Regions from separate parts of the Homo sapiens genome. Here region 1 is linked to region 2. A link is an interaction called in ENCODE POLR2A ChIA-PET data of the cell type or tissue named here. Cell type or tissue: A673. All regions are shown on one strand. Links, peaks and the distances in the headings refer to the core of each region. The heading gives the core; the rest is flanking DNA.

Evidence for each region. Peaks named below come from ENCODE experiments on the same cell type or tissue, not always from the same donor. Only the 100,000 strongest peaks of a DNase experiment are listed, where the experiment ranks them.
Region 1: POLR2A ChIA-PET joins it to region 2 with 18 read pairs; 2 of 35 experiments call an interaction of 5 or more read pairs at or near these places.

The regions. Positions count from the first base shown.
Region 1 is chr17:28,934,290-28,949,613 of GRCh38, forward strand. The region is part of intron 2 of PHF12 (PHD finger protein 12); the gene reads right to left. It overlaps LOC101927018 (a long non-coding RNA gene), which reads left to right. Exons shown (of 2, transcript NR_110803.1): 2 at 10,232-10,460. Among named protein-coding and RNA genes, the nearest start is that of PHF12, 9.6 kb to the right of the region's middle. RefSeq lists enhancers at 14,490-15,110, 14,931-15,030, 15,111-15,324 and a silencer at 15,261-15,324. In A673, for the core only: no CTCF peak of the experiment used is centred there; a DNase peak (open chromatin) is centred at 6,632; H3K27ac peaks cover 1,192 bases.
Region 2 is chr17:29,219,553-29,234,876 of GRCh38, forward strand. No RefSeq gene overlaps it. Among named protein-coding and RNA genes, the nearest start is that of CRYBA1, 20 kb to the right of the region's middle. RefSeq lists a silencer at 59-148. In A673, for the core only: no CTCF peak of the experiment used is centred there; no DNase peak of the experiment used is centred there.

The sequences.
Region 1 (15,324 bases), core at 3,597-11,596, 290 kb before region 2:
GAATCAATGAAGAGCCCCAAAGTTTGGACATTTGGTACCTGAAGGTGACATGCGATTTTTTCCTACTCTTTTCATAATTCAGAGCTATTTAACAAATGGTAATTCAGCCAGTGAGCCTTTAAAGACAGTGAAGTTAAGGATCGTGAGGAGTTCAGGAGGAAGCCATAGTTTCAGAAGCAGGTATATTTCTGCATTTTGATAAAATACCTGATAAAAGGAAGGTTCTAGCAGTGGAGACATTTCTTCTGAAAATGAATGTTTAAGTCTGTCTAGAGCACAATAGTGTTTGAACCTTTCTTTTCTTTCTTTTTTTCTTTTCTATTTTTTTTTTTTTTTTTTGAGATGGAGTCTTGCTCTGTTGCCCAGGCTGGAGCGCAATGGTGCGATCTCTGCTCACTGCAACCTCTGCCTCCCGAGTTCAAGCAATTCTCCTCTGGAGTAGCTGGGATTACAGGCACCCGCCACCACGCCCAGCTACTTTTTGTATTTTTAGTAGAGACAGGGTTTCACTATCTTGGTCAGGCTGGTCTCGAACTCCTGACCTAAGGTGATCTACCCGCCTATGCCTTCCAAAGTGCTGAGATTACAGGCGTAAGCCACTGTGTCCAGCATGTTTGAACCTTTAGATTCCTTCTGAGAATTATCTGAGTACTTGGGATGGTGAGCTCTGGAATAGTTGTCTTCTGTACCTGAACTGGCTTGTCTTGGAAAACTGGTAGCTTTTTAGCCAACAAGCCAAGGACCTCTACTTTATTTTCTGGCTTCAAAAGAGCATAGCCTGCATTGCTATGAGACATGCATTCTTTTCCATAGGCAGAGATGACAGTGCCCTATGAAGACAGAGCTCTTGCAGAGTATCTTCCCATTTTCACTGCTGTTGATAAATTTCCTACCAGATCATTTGTTAAAAGGCCCTGGCCTACAATTCCTGGCCAGAAAGCGACCGTTCACTGCTTTTACAACTCACTATTTTATTTTATTTATTTTATTTTTTTATTTTGAGATGGAGCCTCACTCTGTCGCCCAGGCTGGAATGCAGTGGTGCGATCTCAGCTCATTGTAGCCTCTGTCTCCCGGGTTCAAGAGATTGTTGTGCCTCAGCCTCCTGAGTAGCTGGGATTACAGGCATGCACCACCACACTGGGCTAATTTTTGTCTTTTTAGTAGAGATGGGGTTTCACCACGTTGGCCAGGCTGGTCTTGAACTCCTGACCTCAAGTGATCCGCCCTCCTCAGCCTCCCAAAGTGTTGGGATTACAGGTGTGAGCCACCACTCCTGGCCCCAGCTCACTATTTTAACCACTACCTGATCTTAAAGACATGCTGTTAGTTATAAAGCTGTTCATAACAGTAAAGCCCTAAATCTTCAGAGACTGTACATTCAATTGGAGGGTATGTTTCTCAGTTTGGTGTGGCTCTCTGTGAGGCCTAGAGGGCCTACAAAGTGTTAAGAGTAATATTAACATACAAACCAATTCCTAAAGCCAACCTCTTCAGCATGACTCCAACATACCTAGACTCCCATAAACAAATCCAAATGGCCCATCTCTACTGCTGAGAAGGTTATCTAGATCAGTCTATTTCTGGAGTCATCAAGGAGAAAACCACAAACATACATCCCTCAGCTAACTGTAATGCCTATACTGACAGATTTCTGTTTCAAAGATTCAAATCGAAGCCCAGAGCCAGATGATCCCAACTCTCAGCCCGAGGTTAAAGTTCAGTTTTAATTTAGAATGCCTTGCATTCACTAATAAGGCTGCAGCTCAACACTGCAAGTAGAAGATGTTGGTAGTTGTCATGGTTCTTGGCGCTCTAATTAAGAGGATCTATTTCAAGTCATATACCAGTGTGGTTGATCTGAGTCTAACCTCACTCATCTCCCTCGCCTATTAATACATGTGAACCTGCACGACATTAACATTTACTTCAGATTTAGTCGCTACCAGTGGGACCTGTTGCTCCACAGCACCATGTTAATTATCCATCCAGAACAAGCAGTTTCTCAGTCTGGAATTGGAGGGGAGAGCGGGGGATGGGGGAATAAGAGAACAAAGGGAAGAGGCGAGAGGTAGAGGGAGAGAAAGCAAGTAGATGAAAAATATTTAAGAAAAAGTACACTCCATTTTCTCTTTCTGGATTAACAAAATAATTCTATTTAATACAAATACTTAACAGGAACACTATGTAAATAGCATATCCATATACAATACACCAACAGCCTACTAAGCAGGTTCTCTTCCAAAAGAGGTCAGTCACATGAACTGGTAGGGTCTTTCTTGTCAGAACCCGTAATTCTTCAGGAATCAGAAGCTCTCTAGCCATCTATAGCAGTTTCAGTTTCAGTCAAAATAAAACATCAGTTGGACTAAAAAGAAAGAGTTCACTGCCCCTATCATCATCTGTATGCCTCCCCACCCTTTTTTTTGGTGGGGGAAGAGGTGTTCAGCAAGCAAACAATAGGACTGAGCAGTTTTGATTTTTAATTTCACAGTTCACGGGGCTCATCCATCCATCTGAGGACCACTACCAGATAAAAATCCTGCAATTATATTTAGTCTCACTGTGTAAGACAAACTGCAAAACATAAATACATGCTCAGAACTAGCCTACTCTCCCTCAGACTGGCCCTGCGGCCCTCATCCAGCTCAGAAAATGTGTTGATACTAGCCAAAATGGGGAGTGAAGGTGATCACTGAAAGGACCACAATCATGTCTCAGCCTCCTAGCAGCCATTTTGCTCTATAAAGGGAGCCATGAGCACAGAGAACCAGCCTTTTATAAACGAAAACAAACTTATGTCCTGGAAAAGCTAAGTGGTGCTGGGTAAAGTTTAATTTAAATTTTAATTTAAATTAAAAGTTGCATTAATACACCCAAATTTTAAAGTGCATGCCTTGAGGGAACAACATTTAATGAAATGTAAATGTCAGCAGAAATAGCTAGCTTCCTCTGGACACTTGTGTGGGCATCAGCTTTTCTCTTCAAGTATGGCCTGTCTTTTGCAGGAAGATAGCTATATTGAAGGATATTAAAGAGATGGAAGGAGAAAATTCATAGGGTCCCTCAACCTTAATCCCTTATCCTCCTTCATCCTGGCTACTGACTCAAACACCACTAATGCCACAAAGTACATAAAAAGGTACAAGGACTGTTGGGTTTCTCATGCAAAGCCTCAGTGAGAGTGTTAACAAGGAAACAAATGAAGTGCCAGAACATTACAAATGCCCCATTGAGAAACTTAGCTAGTTGCGTCACTTCCACAGGCAAACAATCCTTTTAAACTGGCTGACTGTGCCCCCAAGTTTTATCGCCTTCTATGTAGAGCTGGCTGGTGGCATCTTCCCGGTAAAGGACACCTGGATACGAGTGTTACTAGTTAGTACAGGGAAAAAAGGAAGCAGGGAGGGTAGAGCACTGACAGTTATACCAGGTGTTTGCCTCTGCTAACTTTTCTACAAGCTGAGCCTCAGTCTCAAGGGCCTGATCTATCACTAGCCTGGTTTGGCTATTCTTGCAATTCTGGCTTCTCTACAAAGAAAGATGGGCTGGGGTGCAAACATTTTAAAAAGGGCCTTCATTAATTCACCTCATGATTGATGCTAGAGCCCACCTGTTTTGGAAAAGGGACAAAATTCTGGCCTCAACGGTAATTTTCTCACACTCTTGGGAACATTCCATTGGAAGGAAGAACCAACAACTGCCAACTCTGTATTCTGGAAGAGTCTCAGAGGTATGGAAAGCTGGGTACTATTCTATTGCCAAATTTTAACAGACTATCAAGAAAAAGGAAATAGCCAGGTGACACACTTCTTGCAGACACAGCTCAGGAATGTGGGCCAGTTTACAGTTTATATATATTGTACCTAAAATTCTATAAAGGCTCAGAAAACAAAAAATACTAACAATGTATTTAAAACCCAACAAAATCAAGAGAGCAGGTTTCTTTCTTTCTTTTTGAGATGGAGTCTCACTCTGTCATCCAGGTTGGAGTGCAATGGCACCATCTCAGCTCACTGCAACCTCCGCCTCCCGGTTCAACTGATTCTCCTGCCTCAGCCTCCTGAGCGGCTGGGATTACAGGCAGGCACCACCACACCCGGCTAATTTTTGTATTTTTAGTAGAGACGGGGTTTCACCATGTTGGTCAGGCTGGTCTTGAACTCCTGACCTTGTGATCCGTCCACCTCAGCTTCCCAAAGTGCTAGGATTACAGGTGTGAGCCACCGCACCCAGCCTGAGAGCAGGTTTCTACTTAAGACCCAGCTGCTTTTTCCTAAGGAGGGACTTTGGTTTAATTTACCCTCCCCTGACAGGGTCTATAGAAACAGGAAAAAGTGAGAATAATACTATTTGGGCCATGCCAGCACAGGGATTATACCCCCCTACTTTTACCCTTACCCTCTCCCATCCCCCAATTCCACTCATAAACATCAAAGCTCCCCACCCTACAGGACTGAAGTAATCTCCTGGGCATGCTGTCAAACTGTGCTGTCATGGTTTGATGCCACAGCTAAGTGCTGACTTGGGCTTCCAAAGCCTTCCAGTTATACCCACCAGTGACCTATTTATGAGTTGAACATACTTCTCCAGAGCCATGATTTTCCCCTTTGGTCCACTTTTCTTTCAGATGGTCCCTAACCAAAGAATGATCACCCTAAAGGTCTGCATGTGTACACACAAACGGTGAGCACTCAGGAAAGCCCTCAAAGAAAGGCAGCAAGCATACAAACCTTGGACATGCGTTATTTGCTATAACAAATAAAATGGAGATACTTTTCTTAACATACAGCTTACTTCAACACCAACAAACTGTAGCCTGCAGTCAGATGCCTGATATCACAGAATTAGGCATTTCCTTTGGTATGACAGTTTGCTAAGTTAAAATGGCTAAGTGTCACCCATGCCAGGCAAAACAACAAGGACCACAAAGGAGGGATACAGCAAAACAAAAATGACAAAGCAAAACAATGTTTATTAAAAAGCCAAAATTACTGACAACTCTCTCTACATTTTAGATGATGCTTTTGCAAAAAATGGCAAATAAGATCAGGGAAAGTTAAATATAGCCAACCTATGTATCGAACTATGACAAGTTACAGGTTTAGGCACATTTAATGAGATTAATGGAGCATAATTTTCACAATTATAATGTATTCTGACCAGTAATTGATGACTGCTAATTGAAAAAGTTCACTGTAGAGTTTCCCTCTAAAGCTGAGAATCAGCAGAACTATGATGGTTTAGTGAACGTGGGAATTAACGAGCACTCAGCTGATCACAGGAGCCTAGGGGTAGTGGAAAGAAAAGCAAGAGTAGGTCATCATTGCCTTATTTCATAATGCAGAGGCTTCTTTAAATTCACTTGAAGCTCTGTGCATTTCATTAGTTTCTCTGCTCTGTTCTCTGCACAAATGCAGACAGGAGAAAAATAATATTCAACATCCCTCTGAGGACCATAGCTGAGTAAAAAAGATGCTTGTGCTGCCACAAACAGGGGTCCACCTGGAACTCAAGCTTGCTAGTAATTCTGAGAGGTTCCCCTATCCCTGCCTGGCTTGGAGGTAAAGTGATGTCTTTGGGCTACCGTTAAATTCAAACCCTGCAGAGAGTCCTCTTTTGCTCACTCAAGCTTATTTCAAAACGAGCCTCACGCAGAGAGCCCAGATCAGTAGGAAAGACTGACGCTACATTCAGGCACGGAGTTGCTCCCTGCCCTGCTGTTACTCTGTATGTCTTTTGTCCTGTCAAGGCTGAGAAACATTTCTTGGGAGATATCCCATAAAATTTGTCAGAAAACAGGGGAGAGGCAAAAATTAAACACCAAAGTCACTAACTTAAAAGAAAGCAAATGTAATTAGGGGAAAAGAAATTTTCACCTTGTGTCTGTGTTAACAAAGGTATCATCCACTTGGAATAACCCAGATATCATTTTTGTTCCCCAACTACTGTTTACCTTTGCATGTCTCTCATCTGTAATACCACTAGGAATTACACGGCAGTGAGAAGAGGAAATGGGTCAGCCTCCGGCTTTTAAGTAGTTTAGTGAGCATTTATGTAGTACGATTGTAGCAAAAGGGAAAGTAGGCAGCAGAGCAAAAGGGACTCACTCTCTGAGTGAGCAAGTCAAGTTTTTCATTACTTTGAAAATTGCATCAATCTGCAAGGTGCACATGTAATTTACTTATTGTGAATTCCACAACAGCTCTATGTAGTAGTCAAGTTCCTTCCTGCTGATGGGTCAACTCATGGATTCCTCCTTTTATTAGTGTCTATTGTATGCCTCAGCTTTTGCCTCACACAAAATGTGCTAAAACCTCATCTTTGTTCTTATTTGCTGAGACTTAGGTTTAGGAATAACCTTAGGCTTAAAGGATAAGGATTTTGATATCTGGAAATGGCAGGCAGAAAAAGGAGTCACATTCTCATTCTTCTTAACTGCTCTCAAGTCCTGGGAAAAGCAGTCAGCTAGTGACCTGTGCATGCGTCCTGGGCATGGTGACAAATCTGCAATACCAAAGTGGCTTTCTGAAATTTGGTCTAGGACTTGCACTGAATACAATGTCCTCCTCTTTCAGGAAACTGGCAGGGGTACAGCCGTGCTCCTGTCCTGTATTCTCTTGGGAGGCACGCATTATGCAGAGGTTCTCTTCTAAGTGTCACTCATTGAATGGCAATGCAGCTGGCCATGTTGTACTCCCTGGGGCCTCTAAGTCAAAGGAGGAGCCCAGTGGAGGGGGGAAAACAGACTTTTTTTTTTTTTTTTTTCCTGTTCTGGTGACTTAAAACGCTGGACCTTAAAACTTGAATGCATTTCCAGGAGCTTGTGCTGCATTAATATATAAGGGCTACCATAAACCCAAACGGAATCTTTTATCAGGGTGGCCTACTTAACTGCATACCCAAGGAATTGTCCCTGTGTTGGGGTTGGGACAAGAAAGTTGAGAGATGGATTTCAGTATGCTTACCCATTATCAAAAGCCCAGAGTATTAATCTATTTTCTATTACTCTTCTTGTGGGAGAAAAGATGTACCCATTTCTGTTCAAGAAGCAGGACAGCTGCATTTTTAGGTAGCAAAAATCCTCTTGGGAGGATCAAAGCAGATGGTTTCTTTTTATGAGCCATATAAAACTGTCCAGTAAATATTCTCTGCGCTCTCTTTATTTACTGTTATCTGGGCTTATATAAAGATACAAATACACAGGTGAGTTTGCTGTAATATACAAACAACTTTTTGTTCTTGTTAACTGGGCTCAAAAGACAGCACATTTTAATTGACCTGAAGTTATTTCCACCACAACCAATAAAACTGAGACAATTAAAATCTTTTTTTTTTGAGATGGAGTTTCACTCTTGGTGCCCAGGCTAGAGTGCAATGGCGTGATCACTGCAACCTCCACCTCCCGGGTTCAAGCGATTCTCCTGCCTCAGCCTCCCAAGTACTTGGGACTCCCAAGTAGCGTGCATCACCACGCCCAGCTAATTTTGTATTTTTAGTAGAGATGGGGTTTCACCATGTTGGTCAGGCTGGTCTCGAACTCCTGACCTCAAGTGATCCACCTGCCTCGGCTCCCCAAAGTGCTGGGATTACAGGTGTGAGCCACTGCCCTCAGCCAACATCTTCTTTCTTAAACTAGGGTCCTCCAAGTATGAGAAGTGCTCAAACACAGACATTTTCTGTTGTGGCTAGTGGGTGACAGGTGAGCATCCTATCTAAAGGCAGATGGTGGATTTTTTGTACTTCCTCTAAGGCAACAATACAGCTTTAGACTTCTTTGCTAGGAAAGGACATGCAGAAAAGTTGAAACAACAACATACCAAATCACATCGTAAGGTTCTCTTCACTGGGATGTACCATCCTAACTGGAGCTCACGGAAGAAACTCTTAATTTACTGACATTACAGAGCTAATATAGGCATAGATATTAAAGTGTGCTTAAATCAACCATCTTTTGCTAGGTTAAGACTAAAAAATAAAAAATAGAGGCTGAGGCAGGAGGATCGGTTGAGGCCAGGACAGGAGTTCGAGAACAGCCTGGGTAACACAGTGAGACCCTATCTCTACAAAAAAAGGAAAAAATTAGCCGGGTGTAGTGGCAAATGCCTGTAGTCCCAGCTACTCAGGAGGCTGAGGTGGAGGATTGCTTGAGACTAGGAGTTCAAGGTTACTGTGAGTTATGACTGTGCCACTGCCCTCCAGCCTGGGAGACATAGCAAGACTCTGCCTCTAAAAATAAATAAATAGGCCAGGTGCGGTGGCTCACACCTGTAATCCCAGCACTTTGCGAGGCCGAGGCGGGCAGATCACGAGGTCAGGAGTTTGAGACCAGCCTGACCAACATGGTGAAACCCCGTCTCAACAAAAAATACAAAAATTAGCTGGGTGTGGTGGCAGGCGCCTGTAATCCCAGCTACTTGGGAGGCTGAGGCAGGAGAACCACTTGAACCTGGGAGGTGAAGGTTGCAGTGAGCTGAGATCACACCACTGTACTCCAGCCTCGGCGACAGAGGGAGACTCTGTCCCAAAAAAATAATAAGTAAAATAAAATAAATAAATAAATAAATAAAAGATGGGGGAAGTGTAAAGACAACCCACAAAATGGAAGAATACTTGTAAATCATATATGCGACAAGGAACTTATATTTACAACATATAAAGAACTCTCATAACTCAATTAAAAAACCAAACAACTCAATTAAAAATAGACAAAAATCTTAATAGAGATCTCTAAGTAAATACACAAATGACCAATAACCACATGAAAAAAAGTTTAACATCACTAGCCTTCAGGGAAATCTGATTCAAAACCATAATGTGATACTACTTCACGCTCACTAGGATGGCTTTAATCAAGAAGGCAGAAAATAACAAGTGTTGTCAAGGAAGTGGAGAAATTAGAACCCTCCTACACTACTGGTAGGAAAGTAAAATAATGCAGCTTCTTTGGAAAACAGGCAGTTCCTCCAAAGGTTAAGAGTTACCATACGACCCAGCAATTCTGCCTCTAGGTGTATATCCAAGAGAAATGAAAACTTGCACATAAAAACTTGCACCCTGGCTGGCACGGTGGCTCACACCTGTAATCCCAGCATTTTAGGAGGCTGAGGTGGGTGGATCACTTGAGGTCAGGAGTATGAGACCAGTCTGACCAACATGGTGAAACCCCGTTTCTACTAAAATTACAAAAATTAGTCGGGCGTGGTGGCGGACATCTGTAATCCCAGCTACCCGGGAGGCTGAGGCAGGAGAATCGCTTGAACCTGGGAGGTGGACGCTGCAGTGAGCTGAGATCACTCCACTGCATTTCAGCCTAGGCAACGAAGCTAGACTCTGTCTCAAAAAATAAACAAACAAACAAACAAACAAAACCAAAACCAACAACAAAGAAAACTGGCACCCAAATGTTCACAACATTATTTACAACACCAAAAAGTAGAAACTACCCAAGTGTCTATCAACTAATGAACTAATAAATAAAATGTCATCCATACAATGGAATATTGTTTAGCCATTAAAAAGCAATGTAAGTATTGATAAATGCTACAACCAGGATGAACCTTGGAAAGATTCACTGAGCTCCTCTGAGTAATTTTAGGTATCACTTGTACTTTCACTCAGGTTAGCAAAAACCAGTGTTTTATTCAACACATTCATAGTGACTAGTTGAATTCCATTTAAATTAAGATTAGACAATTTATTGAACATTACTGATTTAGCTTTCAAAAATACTCCTGGAGGCATACTTGAACTTACCAAGAACATACCAAGAACTTACAACAGACCAACATGAATCCCATCTCCAGATTCAAATGAAAGCAGTACCTAAATATTCCTTTGAACCTTTATATCTATTAAAAATACACAAGTCATTTACAAAAGCCAAAACTGTCCTAATATATTATTAGTGGAGCTATATGTAAAGTACTTAGTGAGCCTTAAGGAACAGCAGCAGATTGATGAGATTACAACTGCATCCTACCTTTTACTGAGTATGGCAATTAATTTTGGGACAGGCCTTAAGTGAAAAATTTCCCATAACAGTACTACTAAGTACTTGCCTTACTTTACACAAAAACTGTAATCTTTCAAGAGTATAACCTCCTTTTCCACTTTAAATATTTCTGACACTTGCACTCATTTCATAACAATTAGCCCCTAAGCCCTACATTAAGAAGCATGCATCTGAACCTGAGTTAAAATTGAACATTACCGTATCTTCCATATTTAGGTGGACCAGTAAGACAACATGACACGTAAGGCAGGAGAATCACTTGAACCTGGAAGGCGGAGATTGCAGTGAACTGAGATCACACCAATGCACTCTAGCCTGGGCAACAGAGTGAGACTCTGTCTCAAAAAAGAAAAAAAACAAAGACAATACGACATACCTAGATTCTAATTCAACACAGAAAATGCAAAACAAATAAATAAATAAATAAAATAAACATAAAACCAAATTAGGTTTGTTTACTGTAGAATCATTTTACTATTGATGGGGCCGGGCGAGGGGAAGGAATCTAGACGTTGTCACCTCCAGTTCGTCAGTGCTAGGCTTCTAAGCACTTACAATGTCAAAAACAACATGCTGACAAGATAATGTTAAAGTTAATATATTTTAATCTATCACTTGCCTGATACTATTCTAATGAGGAGCTAAACACAACAAAATCAGAAAAACCACCTCCTTAAAAGTTCAAACAGGTTGGGCATGACAGCTCACTCCTATAATCTCAACACTTTGTGAGGCCAAGGTGAGAGGACTGCTTGACGTGCCTGGGCAGCATAGTGAGACCCTATTTCTACAAAAACATTTAAAAAATTAGCCCAGCATGGTGGAATGTTCCTGTGGTCCCACTACTTGGGAGGCTTAGGTGGGAGGATCACTTGAGCCCAGAGTTTGAGGCTGCAGGGAGCTAGGATCAAGCCTTGGAGACCCTGTATCCAAAAACAAACAAACAACCCCACTTCAAACATCAAACATTTTCTGCAAGGCAGTTTTCTATTCTATGTGTGAAACCTTTGTTACGACTCACTGAAAATATGCAAAACTCCAAGCTGAGCTTAGTTTTGCCTGTGCACAGAGACCTTTTTACTCTCATTCTTCGAAAACCTCATTTTGGATCTCGCTGCCAACACCAGAGAGAGGAAAGCTGGCCAACAATTCCAAATATAACACGCGGAGGCAAATGCTACAGAAATCTGTCTGACGGGAAGGGACCATGCTGAGGTCTGCCGAGGTAGATGCACTTCTCTATCAGACCATTTTGGTCCCTCAGTCTGTTTGGAGCAAAATGCCATAAGAAGGTAATCACAGGAAACCAGTCAGTTTTATCATCCTGATTACTGATGCCCCATGGTATTCACTCTGTCAATGACAACAATCCTACCAATCTCAAACAGAAAGATGGGTCAGTGAAAAGTAAAGCTGTACTGGTTATTCTAATTTTTAACAGATTTTTTGGGATCAGTCCAGAGACCTTTCAGAAAGCTCAACTCATGGCATGATAATTATGATGAAGTCAGATTCACCAAGGGACACTTAAAAACATATCTCCCTCCATGGCCGGGTGTGGTGGCTCACACCTGTAATCCCAGCTCTTTGGGAGGCCGAGGCGGGTGGATCATGAGGTCAGGAGTTCGAGACCAGCCTGACCAACACGGTGAAACCCTGTCTCTACTAAAAATACAAGAAAATTAGCCAGGCCTGGTGGCGTGCGCCTGTAATCCCAGCTACTCAGAAGGCTGAGAAAGGAGAATTGCTTGAGCCCGGGAGGCGTTGCAGTGAGCTGAGATTGCGCTACTGCACTCCAGCCTCGGTGACAGAGCAAGACTCCGTCTCAGAAAAACAAAAACAAAAACACCACACACACATCTCTTTCCAATTCTCTAGGGACAGGTTTAGTAACCCCTACTATCACTCTGAATAATTGATAAACCAGTTAAACTTGGATAAAATGATTACACTATCACTTAATCAAAAAGACATCAGTTCTTCAACCTTAATTCTTTGGTGAGGTCACGGTACTGAGCACAAGACAATTCATTCCAGAGAATCATTACAGAAAACCCAGAAATAGGTTCCCAGTCTAACTGGGAAGAGATGACGTGCCTCATACAAAGCATTGTCTCCTGAGAAAAGACAACAATTAAAACAGCTTATTTGACTAGTCATTTCCTTACTATTTATCTTAGAAAGATCTCCTGTGGTTTATAGCTGTGTTACCAAGCCCGGGAGGTAAAGTTTGCCTAGAACCACTTTTGGAACACTTGTACTGGATTCCGTTCACAGTGAGGCAGACTGGCAAGGAATACTAGAGACTGAAAAAAGACTTATCCCACAGAGCTTTGGATAGAGAACCACAGCAGCACTGCAATTAAGACCTACAGCATTTGCAAAATTTAAATTTCACTTTTTCTTTAAATTTTGTAGAGATGGAGTCTTGCTATGTTGCCTAGACTGGTCTTGAACTCCTGGCCTCAGGCGATCCTCCCACCTTGGCCCCTTTAAGTGCTGGGATTACAGGCATGAGCCACCATACTCGGCTTCAACCTTACTCTTGTACTTTCCGTATGGAAGGAAAATTATCATTATCATGCCTACCTAAATAATTCAGTCTTAGCCAGTTTAAAAGGGAAGCCAGAGGAAATATAACCTTACTCTCACATGATAAAATTAAGCAGTAATAGGACAATTTTTTTTTTTTCTCCTGAGATGGGGTCTTACTCTGTCACCTAGGCTGGGGTGCAGTAGTGTGATCTCGGCTCACTACAACCTCTGCTGCCTGGGTTCAAGTGATTCTCCTGCCTCAGCCTCCTGAGTAGCTGGAACTACAGGCTCGTGCCACCACACCCGGCTAATTTTGTATTTTTAGTAGAGACGGAGTTTCACTATGTTGGCCAGGCTGGTCTCGAACTCCTGACCTCGTGATCCACCCTCCTCGGCCTCCCAAAGTGCTGGGATTACAGGCGTGAGCCACAGCACCCGGCTGGGACAAATTCATGAAAACACATTCAAGAATAAAAATGTTCTGAGACATTAAATACTTGATCTAACTACTCTGATTGAGTTAATAAAATACTTCACTCTCCAGCCTGGCCAACGTGGTGAAACCCTGTCTCTACTAAAAATACAAAAATTAGCTGGGTGTGGTGGCGGGCACCTATAATCCCAGCTACTTGGGAGGCTGAGGCAGAAGAATCCGTTGAACCTGGGAGGTGGAGGTTGCAATAAGCCGAGATTGCACCACTGCACTCCAGCCTGGGTGACAAAGCGAAGACGCCTGTCTCAGAAAAAAACAAACAAACAAAAAACAACAACAAAAAAAACTTCACTCTTGGTGGAAAGAGTGTGGCTTCAGACGCAGAAAAGTGAGATAAGCCTCACTAAATGAAATTCGTCTAGGGAATACCTACTTAAAAGACTTCCTGCCTTTGCACCAATATCTACAATGCTTTGTGATTTAGATAATAACTCAGATAAGTCAATGGTACATTCAGTATTGACATCTTCAAAGGGAGAATTGGAGATGTGAAACAAGCACTACTTCATTTACACATTCACAAATCTCTGATTACCAGTTCCCATTCAATGCCTCAAAAAAAAAAAAAATTTCAATGAAATGCACAGTCTGGGCAAGTCTGAATCTCACCAACAGCTAAAGAGTCCCTCCTTCTTTCTCCTTTCATCTAAAGTGGAAACTGTTAATTGTTACAACTTGACAAGACTTTAGACTCGTCTAATTAAAAAATTCAGAGGTTAGGTTTTAGAGTTTAAAAGCCCAATCTCAGGCAAAACAGACAGCACACTTTTCCCATGCCTGAGGTTTCTAATAAACAATTTCAGCTTTATCAAATAAGAGAGCTTATCAAATTCTCACTCAACATGCATGTCAGCAATCATGGTTAACACCAATTTCATCCTAGGAGTAGGACGTAAGCCCACATTTTAAATCAAGAAGTCTACAACTCAGTCCTGGTATACATACCAAACAAACACACTAAAAAAATGTAAGCAACTGGGAATAACTGGTAAGCAACACAACGTATATTCAGGCACAAATTTCTCCTAAGAATAGCAAAAGAAATGTGACCAGAAATATCTTCTCCAGGTGGATTACACCTTATAGGAAGTAAAGGCTAAAAACCACAGACCCTTAGTCACTTCATAATAAAAATTTTAAAGCCAGCAGCAAAACTTCCTCTACGATAATCATTTTTGTCCCAGCAATTTTACAAGCTGGGATGGGGTGCCCTCCTGGGCAAAAGTATCTTGGGAATGGTAATGGGAGTTTCCTACATAACTTCTGACCATAAACTTAATTTGCTCAGTATCAGTCATCTGTCTAATAAGTGTTCCCAAACCTGCAATTAGTACAAATATACAGTAGACACTACTCCACAAACCGAGAGATGGAACGTGAATGGAACTGTTGAGAGACCTTCGGTGAAATTTCACTTAAAACAAAATAAAAAGAGGGCTAAAAAAGGCAACATCAAACAACTGGTGGGAACACAGAACAGCCCCCTTTTCCTCTCTCCAGTCTGGCTCCTCTCTCAAACCCCTGCCTCAGTCAACTGTTGCAGAACAACAGAACGAGACCCAGTAGAACAAGACGAAATCTGGGTTTGCTGCCGCAGATGTGGGATTTTTGTGGAGGGCAGAGGTGATTTCGGCCGGCAGAAGATGGAGTTTAAACTCTTCTTTGCCGGATTGTCCTGGGCTGAGCCGCTGAGGAGGATCACGCAGCGGGCGATCAACTCAGGTCCCTCCCTCTCGGTTCGGTCTCTCCCCTCCTCTCATGTCCAGTAAGGGGGAAAAAGCGTACGGCTTTCCAGCTCTCAGCTCCTTAAAAATGCCTTTCTAGTGCCACCGCACACAATCCTCCCTCTGGCAGCAAAGAATTTTGCAGCGAAGGGCTCGCCGATCCGGAGCGGAGAAATGAAATCGGCGCCCAAGGGCAATTTTAATTGTCTAACCCGGCCCGATTTCCTAAGAGGCAGCGGCGCCGGGAGGGAGGAGGGAAGAGGGAGGAGGAAGGAAGGCAGCTCTGAGAGGCAACAGGGGGCAAGCGGAGGCAGAGAAAGGGGATCAAAGCGGCGAGATCCCAGACGGGGCCCCCGAGGAGCTTCTGCAGAAAGGACTCTGGGGCTGTCCCCACCGTTCCCCCGAGAGACGTTTGCAAATCATATATGCAGCCAAAATGGCGCTGAGAATAAAAATATAATTTAAAGGCAGGTCGCCATATTGTAAACAGAGAGGCAAAGAAGAGGCGGACTCGAGAGACACCCTCCACGATTTTTTCTACAGCCACAAGCGCCCGG
Region 2 (15,324 bases), core at 3,434-11,433:
AGGGTACTCTGGAAACGGACGTATGCCCCCTGGTGGTCAGAAATTAGAGGCTAGGCGCTACAGCCAGCAGGGTCCCGTCAACCGCACAAATTTGTGAACTTTTCTAGAATTTCGTTCAGCCAGTATTACTGAGGTGCCACTATGGGCCAGCACTGAGCCATTGTAATACACAGCACATTGGAGAGAAAGAAGACTTCTGGGGACAGAATTTTTCAAGGTGACTGCTCACCTATTTTCATCCGTGGATACAAAGGCATCAGTTTCAAGCTGCAATTGGACAAATTTCACCTGGTCTAAGTATTCGTATCTGGCAACATATAGCTCTGATCTTAGGTCTTTAGGAGGCTGAAAAAGAGTTTTTTGAAAAAGGCTGAGTCCACCCTCGGGAAGGAAACACAGGAGCATGTATATTTGCAGGGCTCCAAGGCTTTGTAGTCAGGCTGTTCCAGCTCTGTTACTTCAGGCTCTGGGACCCGGGAGCAGTTATTTCATCTTTCTAAGCTGCAGCTGCTTCACCTGAACTATGTGAATAATAACAACACCTGTCTCAAAGGTTTGTGTGATGAAATGGTCTCTTAGTGCCTGGCACAAGATAAACGTTCAAAAAAGTTGTAGGTATTTTGAAATATAATACTTTGTAGTTATATACCATAAAGTATACACTATATATACCAGGGTTCTAACACCAGCCTTAATTCATTCACCTTAAAAAGGAACACAAATGGGCCGGGCGCGGTGGCTCACGCCTGTAATCCCAGCACTTTGGGAGGCCGAGGCGGGTGGATCAACTGAGGTTGGGAGTTCAAGACCAGCCTGGCCAACATGGCGAGACCCTGTCTCTACTAAAAATACAAAAATTAGCCGGGCGTGGTGGTGCGCGCCTACAATCCCAGCTACTCGGGAGGCTGAGGCAGGAGAATCGCTTGAACCCGGGAGGTGGACATTGCGGTGAGCCGAGATCGCGCCACTGCGCTCCAGCCTGTGCAACAAGAGCAAAACTCCGTCTCAAAAAAAAAAAAAAAAGGAACACGAATAATTCTTGAGGCCAGGCACAGTAGCTCACTCCTGTAATCCCAGCACTTTGGGAAGCCAAGGTGGGAGAATCACTTGAGGCCAGGAGTTGGAGACTAGCCCAGACAACATAGTGAGACCCCTGTCTCTCCAAATAAAAAAAAAATTAGCCAGACATGGTGTCATGAACCGGTAGTCCCAGCTATACAGGAAGCTGTCGCAGGAGGATCACTTGAGCCCTGTAGTTGGAGGCAGCAGTGAGCCACTCCTGCCTGGGTGACAGACCAAGACCCCATCTAAAAAAAAGAAAAAACTCTTGATCCACTGTAGTTGAGAGACAAGATTTCCTCCAGTTTTGAATCCTCTAATATGTGATGCATAGACATCTAAACTATTCCACACTGTTGGTGGGATTGCAAGCTAGTACAACTTTGAAAAATTGTTTGATAGTGTCTGCTAAAACTGAACATATTTATGGCCCAGCAATTTATTCTTAGGTATATTCCCAAAAGAAATGTTTACATATGTTACCCAGAAAACATAAACAAGCATGTTTATAGCAATACTATTTATAACAGCCTCCAAGTGGGGAAATATCTAAGTGTCTATCAACACTACAATAAGTTTTTGTGTGTGTTTGTTTGTTTGTTTTGTTGAGATGAAGTTTCGCTCTTGTTTCCCAGGCTGGAGTACAAAGGCAAAATCTCGGCTCACTGCAACCTCCGCCTCCCGGGTTCAAGCAATTGTCCTGCCTCAGCCTCCTGAGTAGCTGGGATTACAGGTGCCCGCCACTACGCCTGGCTAACTTTTGTATTTTAGTAGAGACGGAGTTTCACCATGTTGGCCAGGCTGGTCTTGAACTCCTGACCTCAAGTAATCGGTCCGCCTTGGCCTCCCAAAGTGCCGGGATTACAGGCATGAGATATGGCGCCCGGCCTAGATGTTTATTTTTTATTTTATTTTTATTTTATTTTATTTTATTTTATTTTATTTTATTTTATTTTATTTGAGACAGAGTTTCACTCTTGTCGCTCAGGCTGCAGTGTAATGGCAGTCTCGGCTTACTGCAACCTCCACCTCCCAAGTTCATGCAATTCTCCTGACTCAGCCTTCTGAGTAGGTGGGATTACAGGCGCACACCACCCTGCCCAGCTAATTTTTATATTTTAGTAGACACGGGATTTTACCATGTTGGCCAGGCTGGTCTTGAACTCCTGAATTCAAGTGATCCGCCTGCCTCGGCCTCTCAAAGTGCTGGGATTACAGGCGTGAGCCACCACGCCCGGCTCCAGCTACATTTTTAAATTGTGGTATTTTCATAGACTAGAACACTACATGCAGTAACATGAGTAAATTTCACAAATATAATGACAAAAGAAGCCAGACACTGAAGAGTCCATACCGTATGATTTCATTTATATAAAGTACCAAATGGTTGAAATGAAATGCCATTAGAAACTGGAATACTAATTGCCTTTAGGTGCAGAGTGGTGATTAGAGGGGGGCTAAAGGGGTTTCAGGGAGGGGATTGCCAATAATGTTCTATATCATGATCTGTGTGGCAGTTATACAAAGTGTCTGGACTTTATAAAAACTAATCAGACTGATTGCTTATGATTTGTGCACTTTTCTATAGTATGGATTCATAGATTTCAATGAAAAGTTAGATTTTAATTAAAAGTTTACCTAAAAACTCTCCGTGAGTCCCTCATGACCAATCACAGAACACACCCAGGCCTCACTTATCATAAGCCCAGAGTCCCCCAGGGTATCAGAATCAGAAATTTAATGCCCTCTGGGGATGGGAGATGTGGCCTCAGGCCCATGAGCTGCAACCAGGTTTCCTGCTAAAAGTCAAGAACAAAAGAGTTGTCTTGTAGATAAAAACAGGTTCCAGAAAAACTGCACCAGAGCAAAGAGCTAGGTGTCTGCCTAGAGCCTGTGGGTGAAAAAATCACCCCTCCAACACTGTGTCAATCAGAGGGGTGGCACCTGAGTACACACCAGACTTGCTGTTTGAGAAACCCAGGGCAAGAAATTAGTAAAAATCACCCACAGGCAGTGAAACTGCATAAAATACTTGCATAGAGAAATACAAAATAGCCTCACAGGAGTTCGTCCAAAACCTAGAGAATGAGAAAGACCCTGCTCCCTGAGGAAATGAATGAAGAAACAAATGCCATCATAAACAGATGGCAGATGCAAGGAATCAGAAAATGTGTGCACCAGAAATCACAGATAAAAGGACAGTTTGAAAAAAATGTTTCAATTCATGAAACACAAATGCTAATTTAAAAGAAATGTGTTTCAGACTGGGTGCAGTGGCTCACACCTGTAATCCCAATATTTTGGAAGGCTGAGGTAGCAGGATTGCGTGAGGACAGGAGTTTTAGACCAGTCTGGGCAACAAAGTGAGAGCCTATCTCTATTTCAAAAAGAAAAAAAAAACTTTTTTGTTTTTTGAGACGGAGTCTTGCTCTGTCACCAGGCCAGAGTGCAGTGGTGTGATCCCAGCTCACTGCAACCCCCACCTCCTAGGTTCAAGTGATTCTCCTGCCTCAGCCTCCCAAGTAGCTGGGATTACAGGCATCCACCACCACACCCAGCTAACTTTTATATTTTTAGTAGAAACGGGGTTTCACCATGTTGGCCAGGATGGTCTCGATCTCTTGACCTTGTGATCCACCCGCCTCAGCCTCCCAAAGTGCTGGGATTACAGGCGTAAGCCACCACACTTGGCCCTTTTTTTTTTTTTTTTTTTGATACGGCATCTTGCTGTCATCCAGACTGGAGTGTAGTGGCACCATCTTGACTCACTGCAACCTCTGCCTCCCGGGTTCATGCCTTCTCCTGCCTCAGCCTCCCGAGTAGCTGGGACTACAGGCGCCTGCCACCACACCCGGCTAATTTTTGTGTTTTTAGTAGATACGGGGTTTCACCATGTTGGTGAACAGGCTGATCTCGAACCCCTGACCTCAAGTAATCTGCCCGCCTTGGCCTCCCAAAGTGTGAGGATTACAGGTGTGAGTCAACATGCCAGGCCAAAAAGAAAAAAAAAAATTAGATAAAAGTTTTGTTAAAAAAACAAACAAAAAAAACCTGGGCTGGGTGTGGTGGCTCACGCCTGTAATCCTAGCACTTTGGGAGGCTGAGGTGGGTAGATCACCTGAGGTCAGGAGTTCGAGACCAGCCTGACTAACATGGTGAAACCTTGTCTCTACTAAAAATAGAAAAATTAGGCAAGAGTGGTGGCACATGCCTGTAATCCCAGCTACCCGGGAGGCTGAGGCTGCAGTGAGCCAAGATCGCATCACTGCACTCTAGCTTGGGCAACAGAGTGAGATTCTGTCTCAAAAAAAAAAAAAAAAAAAAAAAAGGAAAAAACCTAAATGTCTATACGATTTATATTTCTAAAATTTTAGTTCTTTTTCAAACCCACCTTTCCTCCCATAATATCTCAGTCTCACTGTATTTTCTTTCTTCTTTCTTCTTTTTTTTTTTTGAGACGGAGTCTCGCTCTTTCGCCCAGGCCGGACTGCAGTGGCGCTATCTCGGATCGCTGCAAACTCCACCTCCCGGGTTCACGCCATTCTCCTGCCTCAGCCTCCCGAGTAGCTGGGACTACAGGCACCCGCCACCGCGCCCGGCTAATTTTCTGTATTTTTAGAAGAGACGGGGTTTCACCGTGTTAGCCAGGATGGTCTCGATCTCCTGACCTCGTGATCCGCCCACCTTGGCCTCCCAAAGTGCTGAGATTACAGGCGTGAGTCACTGCACCCGGCCTCTCATCGTATTTTCAAACCCACCTTTTCCCTCATAATATCTCACTCTCATCATATACATTCTACTTCTTCCTTTAAATATTTGAACATTTTAAACATATTTCTTTTATATTTTATTTTATTTTAAGAGACGGGGTTGCCAGGCGTGGTGGATCACGTCTGTAATCCTGGCACTTTGGGAGACCGAGGGGGGCAAATTGCTTGAGCCCAGGAGTTCAAGACCAGCTTGGGCAACATGGTGAAACCCCATCTCTACAAAACATACAAAAATGTGGCCGGGCGTGGTGGCTCACGCCTGTAATCCCAGCACTTTGGGAGGCCGAGGCGGGCGGATCACGAGGTCAGGAGATCGAGACCATCCTGGCTAACACGGTGAAACCCCATCTCTAGTAAAAATACAAAAAATTAGCTGGGCGTGGTGGCGGGCACCTGTAGTCCCAGCTACTCGGGAGGCTGAGGCAAGAGAATGGCGTGAACCTGGGAGGCGGAGCTTGCAGTGAGCCGAGATCGCGCCACTGCACTCCAGCCTGGGCGACAGAGCGAGACTCCGTCTCAAAAAAAAAAAAAAAAAAAAAACATACAAAAATGAGCTCGGCGTGGGTGCACACCTGTGGTCCCAGCTACTTGGGAGGCTGAGGTGGGAGGATCTCTTGAGCTTGGGAGGTCGAGGTTGCAGTAACCAGAAGTTGTGCCACTGCACTGCAGTCCCAGCAACAGAGCGAGACCCTGTCTCAAGAAAAAAAAAAAAAAAAAAAAGGGTCTCGTTCTGTTGCCTGGTTGGAGTGCAGTGGTGTGATCATGGCTCACTGCACCCTTGTACTACCAAGCTCAAGAGATCCTCCCACCTCAGCCTCCTGAGTAGCTGAGATTACATGTGTGCATTACTACATCCAGCTAAACAAAACTTAGTAAACAGTTAACTAGATCCTGCTATACAGTGAATTAATGAATTAGAACAAACATGAGGAAATCATTCAGGAAGTGGTAAAGAGATAGAAAATAAGAAAGACAGAATGAAAGACATGGTGTATAGCATGAGAAGCTCCAAAACAGGAATTCAGAAGGAGAAAAATCACAACAGTGGAGGGAAGGCAGCAGACAAAGAGGTAATGGGGGAAGTTTCCTGAACTGAAGAAAGACAGGAGTTTGCCAGCTGAAGAAGCAGAAGTCCTGAGTAGGATAAATAAAAGCAAGTCTATATCTAACACATTCCTGTGGGATTGCAGAACATCAAGGGAGATAGAAAATCTTAAAGGCTACTAAAGAGAACAGATACCTACATCAGAACAAGAAACAGACTGATAGGGGATTTCATGTCATTGCAGGAGTTTCCAGAAGACAATGACATGTCATCAAAGTGTTGAGGGAAATAACTACCAACCAAGAATCTTATTTCTAGCTATACTTACATTCAAAAGTAAGGCTGAAATAAAGTTGTTTTCAGACACATAAATATTAAGAAAGTTTATTACTTATAGATATTTGCTGAAAGAACTACTAAAAGATTATTTCAGTATCTATCTTTATTGTCTTTACAAATCCAGAAGGAAGGAGTGAAATACAAGAAGAAATGGTAAATATATAAATTGGTACATCTAAATAAGTATTGACCACTAAAACAATAAAATAAACAACCAAACCAAATATTAACGTAGAAGATGGGAATGGAAAGTTCCCATCTCTATCTTGTTCAGAAGAGTAGAGAAACTGAAAACATTTAAAATGAAAGTGTAAATTTACAAATACTAGAAATAGAATGTATACCTTTCAAATTATTGGAGGGGAAAAAAAAGAGAATAAAAAGAAACAACAGCAAAAGGCAGGAATAGAGGGCAAGAAGCACAAAAAATGATGAAAAAGGTCAGGTGCAGTGGCTCACGCCTGTAATCCCAGCACTTTGAGAGGCCACACTGGGAGGATTGCTTGAGCCAGGAGTTTGAGATCAGCCTGAGCAACATAACTATAACCTGTCTCTTAAGAAGAAAAGAGATCGGGTGCGGTGGCTCACGTCTGTAATCCCAGCACTTTGGGAGGCCAAAGTGGGAGGATCACCCTAGGTCAGGAGTTCAAGACCAGCCTGGCCAACATGGTGAAACCATTTATCTACTAAAAATACAAAAAAAATTAGTAGGGCGTGGTGGCCAGTGCCTGTGATTCCAACTACTCGGGAAGCTGAGGCAGGAGAATCCCTTGAACCCGGGAGGCAGAGGTTGCAGTGAGCTGAGATCGCGCCATTGCACTCCAGCCTGGGCAACAGAGCTAGAGTCTGTCTCAAAAAAAAAAGAAGAAGAAAAGAAAAGAAAAGAAAGAGGTTGGGGTGGGGGTGGAGGCGGGGGAGGGAGGGAGAAAAGAAAGAAGAAAATAATGAAAAAAGAGAGATACAAAGTAAGATTGTAAATTGTAGCATATTCATGCTGTGGAGTACTACACAGCTCATAAATTGAGTCAACATGATCTACATGTATACATATGGACAGATTTCAAAAATATGTTGAAGGGAGAAAGTGATTTGCAGATTTTTTTTTTTTAGACAGAGTCTCACTCTGTCACCCAGGCTGGAGTGCAGTGGCGCAATTTTGGCTCACTGCAAGCTCCATCTCCTGGGTTCACGCCATTCTCCTGCCTCAGCTTCCCAAGTAGCTGGGACTATAGGCACCCGCCACCATGCCCGGCTAATTTTTTGTGTGTTTTTAGTAGAGATGGGGTTTCACCGTGTTAGCCAGAATGGTCTCAATCTCCTGACCTCGTGATCTGCCCACCTTGGCCTCCCAAAGTGCTGGGATTACAAGCGTGAGCCACTGCACCTGCCCTGATTTGCAGATTTTATGAGTCATATACATCATATACAATGTACATGTACTTTTTTTTTTTTTGAGAGGAGTCTCACTCTGTTGCCCAGGCTAGAGTGCAGTGGTATGATCTTGGCTCACTGCAACCTCCGTTTCCCAGGTTCAAGTGATTCTCCTGCCTCAGCCTCCCGAGTAGCTGGGACTACAGGCATGCGCCACCACACCCGGTTAATTTTTGTATTTTTTAGTAGAGATGAGGTTTCACTACATTGGCCGGGCTGGTCTCAAACTCCTGTCCTCAGGTGATCCACCTGTCTCCACCTCCCAAAGTGCTGGGATTACAGGCATGAGCCACCGCGCCCGGCCTACATGTACTTTTTTTGTTTTTTGTTTGTTTGTTTGTTTGTTTGTTTTGTTTTTTTAGACGGAGTCTCACTGTATCGCCAGGCTAGAGTGCAGTGGTGTGATCTCAGCTCACTGCAACCTCCGCCTCCCGGGTTCAAGCAATTCTCCTGCCTCAGCCGCCCAAGTAGCTGGGATTACAGGCACGTGCCACCACACCAAGCTAATTTTTGTATTTTTAGTAGAGACAGGGTTTCACCATGTTGGCCAGGCTGGTCTTGAACTCCTGACCTGAAGTGATCCACCCACCTCAGCCTCCCAAAGTGCTGGGATTACAGGTGTGAGCCACCACACCCACCCCTTCCTTGCTCTTTCGAAACACACAGGAGCTGGGAGCGGTGGCTCAGTCCTATAATCCCAGTGCTTTGGGAGACTGAGGTGGGCAGATCACTTGAGACCAGGAGTTCGTGACCAACCTGGGCAACACAGTGAAACCTGGTCTCTACAAAAAAATAAAACATTAGCTAGGCATGGTAGCACACTCCTGTGGTCTCAGCTACTTGGGAAGCTGAGGTAGGAGGATCTGCTTGAGCCCAGGAGGTCAAGGCTACAGTGAGCTGTGATCACGCCACTGCACTCCAGCTTTCAGGCCACTGCACTCCAGCTTGGTTGACATGGCGAGACCTTGTCCAAGAAAAAAAAAAAAATAGAAAACCTCAGGAAACTCCCCCTCTGCTCCCCCACCATGGATATGAACAATGAAGAATACAGCCCCAATTGCTACTGGAAAACACCCAACAATGATGAAAGCAGTCAGCCTTAGGATGAAGTCAACAATGAATTCAGTAGGACGGAGATGGAAAAAACCCGAGTCATGGAAACATCACTGAATCAACAAGCCTGAGGCTTACCTTACTGTGTATTTTTTGTTAAGTGAACTAAATAATTTTTTTTTTTTTTGAGACGGAGTCTCGCTCTGTCGCCCAGGCTGGAGTGTGGTGGTGCAATCTCGGCTCACTGCAAGCTCCTCCTCCCAGGTTCACGCCATTATCCTGCCTCAGCCTCCCGAGTAGCTGGTACTACAGGTGCCCGCCACCACGCCCGGCTAATTTTTTTTCTTGTTTTTCAGTAGAGACGGGGTTTCACCGTGTTAGCCAGGATGGTCTCGATTTCCTGACCTCGTGATTTGTCTGCCTCGGCCTCCCAAAGTGCTGGGATTACAGGCATGAGCCACCGCGCCCGGCGAACTAAATAATTTTCTTATTGGCTATGCCACTTTGCATTCGGTTTTCTATGACTTGCAGCCAAACTTATAGTAAATGATACAATGGATATGGAGAAGTGGAGCCATATAGGACTATTAGGGAGGTAGAATTAGCAAGATTCAGCCAAAAGTTAGATATGGTGGTGAGAAAGAGAGAAGTGTCAAGATTGATCCTAGACTTCTGGCTTGAGTGGTACCATCTCTGAGATGGGGAACATCAAAGGAAGATCAGGATGGGGTTAGGGACACTAGTGGAGATCATCTGAACAGCTTGGCTGTGTTGGGTTCAGGGAATCTGTTGGAAGTCATCTAACTAGAGATGTCTGAAAGGTAGTTAAAGAGTATACTGTGTTGAATAGTATCTCCCCAGAATGCAGGTCCACCTGGAACCTCTGTTTATGACCTTACTTGGAAACCAGGTCTTTGCAGATGAAATAAGGTAAATTGAGATGAGTTCATACTGGATTAGACTAGGCACCAAATACAATGACTGGTGTCCTTATGAGAAGACCATGTAAAGACACAGTGAAGGCCGGGCACAGTAGCTCACACCTGTAATCCCAGCACTTTGGGAGGCCAAGGCGGGCGGATTCCTTGAGGTCAGGAGTTCAAGACCAGCCTATCCAACATGGTGAAACCCCATCTCTACTAAAAATACAAAAATTAGCCAGGTGTGGTGGTGCGTGCCTATAATCCCGGCTACTTGGGAGGCTGAGGCATTAGAATCGCTTGAACCCAGGCAGTAGAGGTTGCAGTGAGCCAAGATTGTGCCACTGCACTCCAGCCTGGGTGACAGAGCAAGACTCCATCTCAAAACAATAATAATAATTAAAAAAAAAACACAGTGAAACACATAAAGAGTGCTATGTAAAGACAGAGGCAGAGATTAGAATGATGCCTCTACAAGCCAAGGAGTACTAGGCATTGCTGGCAACCACCAGAAGAAAGGAGGGAGGTCTGGGACAGTTTCTGCCTTAACTTTCTCCTTAAGTCAAGGAACCACCCTTGATTTAAGACTTCTGGCCTACAGAACTGTGAGAGAATACATTTCTGCTGTTTTAAGCCAAGTTTGTAGCAGTTTGTTACAGTAGCCCTAAGAAACTAATACAAAAAGAGATGTGTGAATTTGAAATATAGATCTGGGAGCCACCAGCAAAGTAGTTATTGAACTCTTGGGAGTAGATTAGATTACCTCAGGAGAGTATAGAATGAGAAGCGAAAAGAAGGCCAAGAACAAACCCTGAGCAAGACTGACATTGATGGAACCGAAAGAAGAAAAGGAGTGGACAAAAAACAGTGAGCAGGAGCAGCAGAGAGAGGTGATTTGGAAGTCAAGGGGAAAGAGGTATCTAAAGAAAGAAGTGTTCAATAGTCTCAGTGGTGTAGAGATATTACATGTAAGAAAAACTGAAAAAGAGTCCATTGGGTGTGGCAATGGAAGTCACTTGTCTTCCCTACCAAAGCCGTTTCAGAAGAGTGGGAAGGACAGAGATACGAATGCTATGATTGAAGACTGAGTGGCCGATGAGGACATTGAAATGGCCACCATTCTTTTAAAGCCTGGGGCTACGAAAGGCAGAGTGAGAATGGATGATTCTCCAGAATCACCTTCCAGAAAGGGAATTAGAGTCTTTGGTGGGTTTTATGTTTCATTTTGAGATGAAAGAGATTTAAGCATGTTTACAGGCTGAAAAAAAGGATCTTGAAAAAGGATCAGTAGAAGAAAGTTTAAAATTGCAGGAATAGAATGTGGAGACCAAAAAACAGAAATTCAAACTAGTAGATATAACTTGTTAGATCTTTAAGACAAAAAGCGAATGAGAGTCTTTAAGGAGGGGCCATAACTCACCATTCCCTAAGTGGGGGCTGTGCATGGTGACTTTCTTCCAAAGAAGGCAGTAAAAAGGAAGAAAATAAAGTAACTTTTTAAGTGGAGAAACCTGACGAACTACCTCACGCCAGCGATAAGTCACTTGATAGTACGTATCCTTGACATGATGTGATGTGATGAGAATGGCTCTTTCTCTCTACGATCTTCCAAAAACATATTACCCTAGTCTAATCATGAGAAAAACAACAGACAAATCTTAATTGAGAGATAAAAATATACCTGACCAGGCCAGGTGCGATGGTTCATGTCTGTAATCCCAGCACTTTGGGAGACTGAGGAGGGAGGATCACTTGAGGCCAGGAGTTCAAGACAAGCCTGGGCAACATACTATTACAAAATAAAAACAGGCCAGGCACAGTGGCTCATGCCTGTAATCCCAGCACTTTGGGAGGCCAAGGAGGGCAGATCACTTGAGTTCAGGAGTTCAAGACCAGCCTGGACAACATGGTGAAACCCCAGCTCTACTAAAAATACAAAAATTAGCCAGGCATGGTGGCAACACCTGAGGTTCCAGCTACTTAGGAGGCTGAGGCATGAGAATCCCTTGAACCTGGGAGGCAGGGGTTGCAGTGAGCCGAGATCACGCCACTGAACTCCAGCCTGGGCGATGGAGTGAGACTCCATCTCAAAAAAGAAAACAACAACAAAAAAATAAAAACAATTAGCCAGCCAGCCATGGTAATGCATTCCTATAGTCTCAGCTACTTGAGAGGCTGAGGCAGGAGGATCACTTGAGCCCAGGAGTTCAAGACTGCAGTGAGCCGAGATTGCGCCACTGCACTCCAGCCTCGACAACAGAGTGAGAATCTGTCTCAAAATAAATAAAATAGGCCGGGCGCGGTGGCTCATGCCTGTAATCCCAGCACTTTGGGAGGCTGAGACGGGAGGATCACGAGGTCAGGAGATCGAGACCATCCTGGCTAACACAGTGAAACCCCGTCTCTACTAAAAATACAAAAAATTAGCCGGGCATAGTGGCAGGCGCCTGTAGTCCCAGCTACTCTGGAGGCTGAGGCAGGAGAATGCCATGAACCCGGGAGGCGGAGCTTGCAGTGAGCCGAGATGGTACCACAGCACTCCAGCCTGGGCCACAGAGCAAGACTCCGTCTCAAAAATAAATAAATAAATAAATAAATAAATAAATAAATAAAATAACAGATTGGCAAAAGAGTTTGTGACAGAGAGAATTATGGCCCTCTAGAGATGTCCACATCCTAATCCCTAGAATTTGTAAATATGTTATTATGTGGCAAAAAGACTTTCCAGATGTTATTAAGGAACTTGGGATAGTGAAGCGAGATTGTTCTGAATTATCTGGATATGTAATCACAAAGATCCTTATGAGGGAGGCAGGAAGAAAGGTCAGCGTCAAAGAGATTGAAATTTGAAGATGCTGTGCTGCTGGCTTTGGAGGTGGAGGAAAAGGCCATGAGCCAAGGAATGCAGGCTGCTTCTAAAACCTGGTAAAGGCAAAGAAATAGATTCTCCCCTAGAGCCTCCAGAAAAAAAATGCAGTCCTGCTTCCAGAATTGTAAGATAATAAATTTGTGAGGTTTCTTGTGTTTGTTTGTTTGTTTGTTTGTTTGAGACAGAGTCTCGCTTTGTCACCCAGGCTGGAGCACAGTGGCGCAATCTCGGCTCACTGCAACCTCCGCCTCCTGGGTTTGAGTGATTCTCCTGCCTCAACCTCCCAAGTAGCTGGGACTACAGGCTTCTGCCATCACGCCCGGCTAATTTTTGTATTTTTAGTAGAGGCAGGATTTGACGATGTTGGCCAGGGTGGTCTTGAACTCCTGACCTTAAATGATCCACCCACCTCGGCCTCCCAAAGTGCTGGGATTACAGGCGTGAGCCACTGTGCCCGGCCAATTTGTGTTGTTTTAAGCCACTAAATTTGTGGTAATTTGTTTTTAAATTTTTTTTTTGAGACAGGGTCTCACTGTGTTGCCCAGGCTGGAGTGCAATGGCTCAATCTCGGCTCACTGCAGCCTCGACCTCCCAGGCTCAAGCAATTCTCCCACCTCAGACTCCTGAGTAGCTGGGAACACAGGCATGCACCACCACACTTGGCTAATTTTTTTTGATGTTTTTGCTTTTGTTTTGAAATAAGGTCTTGCTCTGTTGCCCAAACTGGAGCGCAGTGGCATAATCTCAGCCTACTGCAGTCTTTTTTTTTTTTTTTTTTTTGAGATGGAGTCTTGCTCTGTCACCCAGGCTGGAGTGCAGTGGCGCGATCTCGACTCACTGCAACGTCCGCCTCCCGGATTCAAGCAATTCTCCTGCCTTAGCCTCCTAAGTAGCTGGGATTACAGGCGACTGCCACCATGCCCAGCTAATTTTTGTATTTTTAGTAGAGACAGGGTTTCACCATGTTGGTCAGGCTGGTCTCGAACCCCTGACCTCGTGACCCACCCGCCTCGGCCTCCTGAAGTGTTGGGATTACAGGCGTGAGCCACCACGCCCAGCCTACTGCAGTCTTGACCTCCCAGGCTCAAGCAGTCCTCCCATCTCAGCCTCGCAAACAGCTGGGATTACAGGTGCGAGCCACCACAACTGGTAATTTTTTTTTTTTTTTAAAGTAGAGACGAGGTCTCGCTACGTTACCCAGGATGGTCTCGACCTCCTGAGCTCAAGCAGTCCTCCCACCTTGGCCTCCGAAAGTGTTGATATTATAGGTGTGAGCCACCATATCCAGCCATTTTTTTAATTAAAAAAATGTTTTTAATTGGAATAGCTTTTAAGGTACAAGTGATTTCTGGCTACATGGATGAATTGTAAAGTGGTGAAGTCTGGGATTTTAGTGCACACATCACCTGAGTAGTGTACATTGTACCTGATATGCAGTTTTTTATCACTCACCTCCCTTCCACCCTCCCCTCCTGAGTGTCCATAGTCCATGATATCACTCTGCATGCGTTTGCATATCCACAGCTTAGCTCCCACTTCTAAGTGAGAACATACAGTATTTGGTTTTCCATTCCTCAGATACTTGACTTAGAATAATGTCCTCCAGCTCCATCCAAGTTGCTGCAAAATACATTATTTTGTTCTTTTTATGGCTGAGTAGTATTCCATGACTGGGTGTGGTGGTTCATGCTTGTAATCCCAGCACTTTGGGAGGCCGAGGCAGGAGGGCTGCCTGAGGTCAGGAGTTCGAGACCAGTCTGGCCAACATGGTGAAACCCCGTCTCTACTAAAAATACAAAACAATTAGCTGGGTATGGTGGCGTGTGCCTGTAATCCCAGCTACTCGGGAGGCTGAGGCAGGGGAATTCCTTGAACCAGGGAGGTGGGGATTGCAGTGAGCCAAGATAGCGCCACTACACTCCAGCATGGGTGACAGAGTGAGACTCCTGTCTCAAAAAAAAAAAAGAAAAGAAAAGAAAAAAGAAATCTCCATACTGTTTTGCATAGAGGTTATACTAGTTTACATTCCCACCAGCAGTGTATAAGTGTTCCCTTTTTATGGGGCAATTTGTTTTAGCAGCAATAGGAAATTAATAGGGGTTAAAAGCTAAATCAAGGAAATCTCTTAGAAGTCAGAAAAAAAGGCTGAGAGCGGTGGCTCATGCCTGTAATCCCAGCACTTTGGGAGGCCCAGGCAGGAGGATCACTTGAGCCCAGGAGTTTGAGACCAGCTTGGGCAACATGGCAAGACCTCCATCTCTACTAAAAATACAAAAATTAGCCAGGCACGGTGGCGTGCACCTGTGGGCCCAGCTACTCAGGAGGCTGAGGTAGGAGGATCGCTTGAGCCTGGAAGTGGAGGTTGCAGTGATCCAGATCGCGCCACTGTACTCCACCCTGGGCAACAGAGTGAGACTCTGTCTTAAAAAAAAAAAAAAAAAGTCACAAAAAAGACAAAGAAACATAAAATAGTAGAGACATATAAGAAAACTAGAATATCATTTCAGGAGGTCCAACATCCAACCAATAGAAGTTGCAAAAAAACACATTAAATACAAGTGAGAAAATGATTTTTTTAAAAATTACAGGAATATTTCCAAGAATTGAAGAACATAGATTTCCTAAGGTTGGAAAAGTCTACTAAATGCCCGGAAAAATAAAGAAAATAAGATTTTCACCAAAGCATAGCCTCAGGAAATTCAGATTTTTAGGGATTAAAAAAAATCCAAAAACTTTTAGAAAGAAAAAAAAATCTTATACAAAGAATCAGAAATCAAAATAGCATCATACTGGCCAGGCGGTGGGTCACTCCTGTAATCCCAGCACTTTGGGAGGCCG